Linked DNA regions of Homo sapiens: region 2 is linked to region 1. Evidence: chromatin contacts called from ENCODE Hi-C or POLR2A ChIA-PET data. All regions are on one chromosome and are shown on one strand. The core of a region is the stretch at or near the end of the contact, and the rest is flanking DNA. Distances in the headings are between cores, read along the strand shown.

Region 1 (4,031 bases), core at 423-2,922:
CGCCTCCCAGGTTCAAGTGATTCTCCTGCTTCAGCCTCCCGAGTAGCTGGGATTACAGGCGTGTGCCACCATGCCTGGCTACCTTTTGTGTTTTTAGTAGAGATAGGTTTTTGCTGTGTTGGCCAGGCTGGTCTTGAACTCCTGACCTCAAATGATCGCCCGTCTCTGCCTCCCAAAGTGCTGGGATTACATGCGTAAGCCACTGTGCCAAGCCTAGAACGCCATTTTTACTTGAAAGAATAACTGAAAGACAAATTATGGTTGTTCGGACTTAGGTATTTGCCAGAGAGTTGCTAAAAGAATTAATGGTGTGGGCCTGTCACTTCAAGGAAAACAATTGACCATGAAAATTCGAACTTTCAAGCACAGATTAGAACTTTATACAATGGTCACTAACTCAAGTGACACCCTGGAACCCTGAATGAATCTTTGTTGACTGGCACATTTACTTGTAGAACTTATTTTCAACGTCTTAATGTTCCATGTTTTCCTAATAATTATCATCATATTATTCATATCTAAGTGAATTTTTAAAACCACAATTTATGTACATTTTCTATTCCTAGTCTCCAGGTCTAGTGGAGTCTGTTTGCCTGGGTTTGGTGAAAGCAGAAAATAATTTTGTTGCAGGGCAGGGTGAAAAAAACAGAATCTGTCCCAATAGCCTGGAGGGTGTGGAGACTGTCACCGTCCTTCCTGACTGAGGGGAGTTTGATGCCTAAATGAAAGATGCCATGAACATGAACATACGCATGCATGTACCTTTGTAGTCCAGTGATTTATTTTCCTTTGGGTATATACCCAGTAATGGGATTGCTGGGTCAAATGGTATTTCTGGTTCTAGATAAGTGGGAGCTGAGCAATGAGAACACATGGACACAGGGAGGGGAACAACACAGTAGGGCCTGCTGGTGGGTGGGTGGCGGGGAGGCAGAGCATTAGGAAAAATAGCTAATGCATGCTGGGCTTAATACCTAGGTGATGGGTTAATAGGTGCAGCAAACCACCTTGGCACACGTTTACCTATGTAACAAACCTGCACATCCTGCACATGTACCCAGGAACTTAAAATAAAAATACAAATTTTTTATAAAAGAAAGACGCCAGATGGGCTCAGTGATTAAGATGAGGGATTTCTTAGGCAGAGTCTGAGACGGGGGTCTTGTGGAAATGATCTATTGTAGGACCTGTGGGCAGAAAGGGAGTGAAGGAAGCCAAGAAGCCTGGAGAAGGGTGGAGCCAGGCAGGTTCTTGGCTGGGGTCCAGTTTCTGCCTGATCCCCGGGGAAGTTGGGGAGTGTGAATTGCACCACGGAGTGGTCCCACTGTGAGGGAGGGGGCCTGGGCTTTTGTCCTAGTCAGGCTTGGCCCTTGGCTGCCTTGTGTGTGGGAGAGTAATCTTCTGGGCCCAGAAGCTGTTACTGTCCCAAGGGAACTTCTCTGGAAATGGGCAGCTGTGAGCCCTCGGCAGCCAATGCTCACAGACCTAGAGGATGGGGCACCAGCCCAGAGATCTGGGCAGGGAACAGAGAGTATCCACTACAAGGTTTCAGCAGTCCCTGTTTTCTCTGAACAAAAGCCCACAACCCCAGAAGCCAGGATGACTTGGGGCAACCCGTGACACATAAGACCAACACATTCTTCTTAGGGGAATTCCTGCAGGGAATAGTTGAGGTCCTGGCTGCAATTCAAGAATGAGTTGCATCTTGGAGCTCCTTCATGAGGCCAGCCCTTGGGACCAAGAGTTCCTTTCTACCCTCGCCACTTCAAAGCCATCCTGGAAGAGTGCATGTGCATGTGTGTGTGCATGCAAGGTGCGTGGATGCATGTGTGCACATGCATCAGGTAGGCACATGGATGGCTTCTAGTCAAATAAAAAAATCCACACGACTGTATGGAGCTTCTCTGATCCATTTTGGCTGGCTAGATGTGATCATGGATTTTTATGTAAAATACAATTAGTTTTACGTATTGTTGCACAGTTTGGACCTATTAGAAAAGACCATTAAGGCTAAAAATAGAACCAGAAGAAAAAGGGGACTGACAGCAGACAAATCCCCTAACTTAATTCTCTCCGTGTAAGGTAATCTAGAAGGGTATGGAGGGAAATGTTAGGCAGGGGCCACTAGAAGGCAAAGGGATTTTTCTGCCTGGACATCTAAGTTTAAGAAAACATTGCTTGGGGGTGCGCTGGTGACAGCAGCTGCTGTACAAATGCAGCCATCCACCCCGGGTCAGTTTGCTTTTTGATTGATAACTTGGGAGCAGACTCAACACATCTGGACCATACACATCTGGAAAGAGAGTTGCCAAATTAAACATGCACTAACTTCACACTGTCTCCCAGATTGTTTAGTTTTGGGGAAACTGAGGAAGCAGTGGGAAATGGGGGCCCCAGCAGCTTTGTCTGAGCAGTTTGTTTTCCACTGAAAATCCAGGTCCCCAAAGAGGTTTTCAGGTATTTCAGTTTTGAGAACCGTAATATTGGAATACGATTGTTTTGGTGAAACCAACCTGACCGTAAATGAACTTTGCTTTCAAAGTTATCGTATGCCAAGATTCTTATTGTCTAGAGAGTAACGGCATGTAGAATGTTTAATCAATATGTAGTCAAGCCAATCAGTTTCTCATCAGACAAAAATGCTGTGGTAATATTCTGTCTCTGTGGTCTATTATTTTTCTTTACCCAATAAGATAAAAAATCTTTTTTCTTCATGAGCAAAATGGTCATTTCCCCAAGCACGTTATAAACAGGAAATGCACCATCTGCAGTCACTTTTTCTCCCTTGGGTCCGCAAACCACCTGCATTCCAAACTCACCAGGCTGCACTCTGGGACGTTGCCACGCTTGCTAAGGGAAAGTTTGGCTTTCCGTGGGGATGTTTTGTGAAGAGATGACAGCGAGCTCCCAAAGATGCCAATTTCAATACTAAAGAGAAAAAAGAAACATGATCTTTTAAAAGAAACAATATAAATTTCACTAGATACCAACCCTTCAACTGAATAAAATTAGTAAAATTGATCTCCACAGCTAACATTTGCAATCACTGTGCTAAGCAAGTTACTCAGGTTAACTGAGTTCACCTCTACAAGCTCCTATGAGTTAAGTCTGCTTGTTATCCTCCTTTTTGAGATGAGAACCGGAGGCACAGAAGAGGTTATTCAAGCCAGAAGTGGCAGAGAGAGATTTGAACCCAGACAGTCTGACTCCAGCAATGACCTATGTTCCTATTAGGCTCCTAGAGTCAGGGGCACTGGCCCTTATGTGCAGAGAAGGGTGTGGGTCCAGGTTCTCCAGCCAGGTAGACCGTCTCCCCAGCCACTCTCTGGCTGTGTGTTGTGTAGGGCAGCACATTTGGAGCCTCACAGAACACAGAGACTCACAGAACAGAGCCTGGGAAGTGGAACAGCCTTCAGACACAACGAGAGAGAGAGAGTGCCACCGCCTGCGGGAGGGTCGCCACTTCCCCTTCTGAGCAGAGCTTGGGTGGATCAGGTGGGGAAGGGTAGGGTCGTTATTCCCCATGTACTAGGAAGCCTGGTTGAGAGGACATGTAGCTTAGGGAGAGCCTGTGCTGGAGGAACAGGGGTGGGCGAGGGCCCCCACCCAGGTTCTGCCCCGCTACCAGCTGTGTGACCTGGGACAAAGCAGTTATCTTCTCTGGTCTTTGTTTTATTCCTCTATAACAGGAGAGGTTTGGTGGACAGAATCAGATGTAGATATAAGTACAGGTGAAGATAGGCCAACATGCAAAGACTCATCTAGACTAGATGATAAAACCCACTTTGTTACGGATTTGAGCAGGAAGGATTGCACCATGTATAGTGCTGGCAACTAATGAAGTATTTGGAAATGAGTTAATTCGGTCCTCGCCTTATATCAAACACTAAAGTCAACTCTAAATGTGTTAAAGAGCTACATGTTAAACAAAGAAAGAAAATAAATCCCTAAGAAACCATAAGAATTATAAGTAAATGTTAATTTCAGAATGGGAAAGGACATTATTCATAAAAGCAAAAAAAAAATTTACA
Region 2 (4,031 bases), core at 678-3,177, 34 kb before region 1:
AGAGAAACTAAAGAAAAGGCAGGCTGATCAAGGACATAACCTCCTTGTAAAGAATTGGAGCAGCCACGGTCTGGCTTAGGGCAAGGGGAATATGGAAGAGCCAGAGAAGGAAGCCACACATCCTAACATGGCTCAATGCCAAATTACAGAAACAAGGATTATAGAAGCTCTGCAAATGTTCTATTTGTTTATGACAAGTATTTTTTTCTACATGATAACCATGTTCATCGTTTTTCCTATTTTTATTTCATGTACATGTTGTTAGAAATTCATTTTATAATATATGCAGAAAACATGAGTTAGACTACGATTGAATTTGAGAAGTGATTAATATAGCCCATCACCAATATAATGACCTTGAGAACTATGGGGCTCCTGATTTGAGGGAAAGGCTAAGAATTTCTTCATTTTTGTCCTCTTCAGTTTGGGGAAATGTCTTTCCTTCGATTTGAAGAAAAGAGGCCCATTTCTAGCAAGTTCTGCTGTTGCAACACCACAGCACTTGCAAAAATTCCCTGCCACCCACTGAGCTATGGCTGTGCCCTCTCGGCATGTCTGAATCTTTTCAGCCCTGGAAGCGAGGGCCCTTCCACGAGCATCCATCTCAGCTCCAGGGACGGAGAGTGGCGGCTCCCTCTATCTGCTGCTTTGTATTCTTTAGAGTTCACTTCTCACTAGCCAATCCCTTGTTACTCCAGTTCTACATTTTACTTATTAATTCTTTATACTCAACTTTCCCCGTTTAAGTTACTGTGTGGTTTCTACTTCCTGCTTGAACTGCAACTGATACAGACCATAATCATCTGAGGAGAAAAACATACATACAAGCTTAAAAATTATAAAAATTAACACTGCCTTGAATAAACAACACTACTCACAATATTGCAAGGTGAAACACAATCTTCATTGCTTTATACCCTTGATTCCTGGGTGTATTTTGTTCTGCTGCTAATCCTAAAAGAGCTTCATAAGATATTACTTAAAGGCAGTTAGGGTGCCCCATTCTCCCCGGTGTTGATCAGCTTAATGCATAAAATACCTCTGTTTCAGGAAAACGTAGTCAACCAGATCCCTGAAATGCTTGCCAGCCTAAGCCGGCTCAAGCTGTAAACCATCTGGGCCTCAGGACAGTTTAAAATGGGGATGTGGAGGGTGGAATGTTTCTGAATCGAATGCGTGTGTGTTTGTGAATTCCTTATGTCTCATTTTCTGACCTCAAAGTGTAATCTTAAATGAAAAAAACAAAAAACAAAAAAACCCCAGAACTTCAAAAGAAAATTGCTTTTTAATTTCTTGGTGGAATGGCAGGAAGAGCAGAGTCCGCACAGCTGTACCGGATGCAGGATCGGAAAATCACTTCTCTTCTTGATATCAGACTGGTCAGCACAGCAGCCAGCCCTGCCAAGGTTCAGGTCTTCCCGCTCTGGGGCAGCCAGACCGGGTATAGCTGTCTGATTTTGATTTCTGAGGGTTGTTTTTTTTCCTCAGTAAGCCTGGCTTCACTTTCCTCCATCTGTTGAATAAAATATTATCTGGATTACTTAAAAAAATTTTTTTAAGGTAGCTGCATTTCTTGTTGAAGAAACAGATTTTGAATTTATGTGCCTGAATCACCCTTGAGACCTTTCCACACCCTCGTGATCAGCTGAAAGCCCCTTCTACATCTGCGCATGTGGATCTGGGGCCAGAAAGCACTTAGATGTGTGCATCCTGTGTCTGTTCAGGAGCTTGTGTACCTGGGGAACTCACTGAGAGTAAAGAGCTGTCACCCTCACAGGTGATGTCCACGAAGCTGCAAATCCATGTGCTTTTCTGTAGCATTGTCATTCTTCCAAAGGAGCCTGGAATTTGCCTGGAAAAAAAGAGGGTGTGGTGTGCAAGGAGGAAAATATTATTTTCACTGGTGACTAACTCACCGTGTGATCTTGGGACGCTGCCTCCCTGCTCTGGGCCCAGCTTCCACAACAGTGAAGGGCTGGAGTTCCTTCCAGCTAAAGAATGGTACTGCCTGAAGCTTCCTCCTACATTTCTCTTGAAGAACCCACTCTAGAGGGGCTGTGGTAGCAGCAAGCTGTGGATTTCCCCTGCCTAGTGTATGCATAGCTACTCAGTGTATAAAAACACTGCCTTCTATCTGGCCGTTAGAATAACGATAACCACGTTTTTCAAAGGGTGATCCACAGAATGCAAGTCCCACAAAACAGGCTGAAAAAAATGGAGGGTTTTGTGATCAAGGCTTGGGAGGTGAAGCTGGCAGGAGGTACCAGCCGGTCTGGGAAAGGAGGGCAGTTGGCTGCTCAGAAGTGAATCTAGCCTGGGCTGGGAGGGAGACGGTGGAAGTGGGTCACTGCCATCCCCACGTGTCCACTGGGCATTCAGAGTGTTTGCCAGAAGACCCTCCTGTGCCTCATTCCTCAGCCTCTAAGTGGACATCTTGGAAGGGCACCAGCCTTGTAAGGAGATGGCAAGACCAAACCCCTGGGGAACCCCTCACAATCTGGCCTGATCCTGCCATTTTCCAAAAAAGAAACAGGTTACACAAGGTTGTTGGTGGAGTTGTGTCCTGATTCCTGGTCACGCGGGGCAAGGCTGCCTCTCCAATCCCTCACCTTAGTCTTACTCCCACTTACTCTGCCTCTGGTCACAGCTTCTTGCAAGCTCTAGATCCAAACAAATGGGGAAAACCAAAGGTGCTTGGAGACGTGTGGTCCAGTGGGAATGGTTTGGTTCATGTCAGCAAAGCACCTGTCACATGGAGGCTCCATGCCTAGGCTTTGGGCTTGTTAGCTGAGTGACCAGGGGCCATCACTTGCCTTCTCCAATCTTAGCCTTGTCTTTGTAAAATGGTGATCATACTCCCTTTCTCGTCTTATGAAGATTAATGAAGACAGTGCACATGGGACTGAATGAATGACCTTAAAAAGCTGTTTATAACTAACAATAACACTTGAACGTTGATTGATAGACTTAACTACTGTGTACGGAACACTCACTTAAGACAAGAGGGACAGAGCAGTGCACAAGGAGGATGGAAAACTCACCCACAAAATTCTCACATCCTAGTGACACAAGCTACAAAATGAAGATATTCAAGATCCATGAACGATGGGCATGATTTCTAAAGGTTTTTCAGAGGCTACAAACTGGCTCTAGAACTAAAATTGAGGATCACAGAATGCTGGAACCCTCACTATCCATTTGTGACTGTATGGGCGTCTTTCCTAGTGGGTTACATGCTTACCTCTTAAAATTCACAAGGATGGGTAGAGAGGTTTTTTCAGATGGAAAAACATTCTGAACTCCTTTGTGTGCAGTCTACTCAGTATTATATTTTATCATACAAGAACCTGCTGGGTTTTTTGTTTGGACATTTAGAAACATAAACCGACATTTAAGGCCAATTTAGATTTAAACTAAATCTAAGAATTTTATTCTTATACTTTCTGGTGCTCCTGGTCTAATGAATAGTTTTGGATGTGGGAGGAAAAGACATCCCTGCATTGTTAACAAAAGAGACACAACAGACAAATACCAAAGTGACTCACCAGCACACCGCAAATGTGAGTGGCCAGCTTCCCCCACTCCATCTGGGATTGTCAGGGGCTTTGACAACATTCAGCACTTTATGATAACTTCATATATGGGCTAATCTTTCCATTAAAAAAATGGACTCAAGAATGCAATTGGTTTGAAATTTCTTTGGGAGAAAAAAGCCTACACATCTTGCTTGGTGTTTGGACCTTAGAACTAAGAGCTATTTTCTGGCCTTAGTGATTCCTGGGAATCTTTTTGTAAAAATGACATGGCAACCTCTGCTTAAACACATAACATTTATACATTATTCATCCTGAACCAAGTCATGGCTGACTTGCTTTAAAAAAATAATAAGTGTAATGGTGGATACCTTGGAAACAAATAAACAAGATATCTATCCATTAAAAAAAAACTAAATTAGGATAACAGAATAAATTGTTTCCAGTACATTTAGTTCTTGAGAAGCAGAGTACTAGTACTTGACATTTGATTGTAAC

The links. Hi-C counts contacts between places; a loop is a spot of excess contacts on that map. ChIA-PET counts read pairs that join two places held with the same protein, here RNA polymerase II (POLR2A). Pooled maps may share reads with other maps.
Region 2: a map of IMR-90 shows a loop between it and region 1 (2.8-fold over the local background). The contact joins two enhancer-like sites. A Hi-C loop is called at or near these places in 3 of 168 maps with a recorded cell type or tissue (A673, IMR-90 and sigmoid colon) and 2 of 50 pooled maps. POLR2A ChIA-PET finds 5 or more read pairs at or near these places in 6 of 52 experiments (AG04449, AG04450, BJ and 3 more).

The regions. Positions count from the first base shown.
Region 1 is chr2:237,221,057-237,225,087 of GRCh38, reverse strand. It overlaps LOC105373953 (a long non-coding RNA gene), which reads right to left. Exons shown (of 6, transcript XR_924035.3): 2 at 2,820-2,928. Among named protein-coding and RNA genes, the nearest start is that of COPS8, 140 kb to the right of the region's middle. Within about 2 kb of position 1,672, at least 12 of the 41 ENCODE cell types and tissues checked have a DNase peak (open chromatin) inside an H3K27ac peak, as active enhancers do; they include IMR-90 and sigmoid colon, where a contact is called at or near this core.
Region 2 is chr2:237,254,912-237,258,942 of GRCh38, reverse strand. LOC105373953 (a long non-coding RNA gene) reads right to left here. Exons shown (of 6, transcript XR_924035.3): 5 at 1,737-1,852; 6 at 1,267-1,513. Among named protein-coding and RNA genes, the nearest start is that of COL6A3, 160 kb to the left of the region's middle. Within about 2 kb of position 1,927, at least 14 of the 41 ENCODE cell types and tissues checked have a DNase peak (open chromatin) inside an H3K27ac peak, as active enhancers do; they include IMR-90 and sigmoid colon, where a contact is called at or near this core.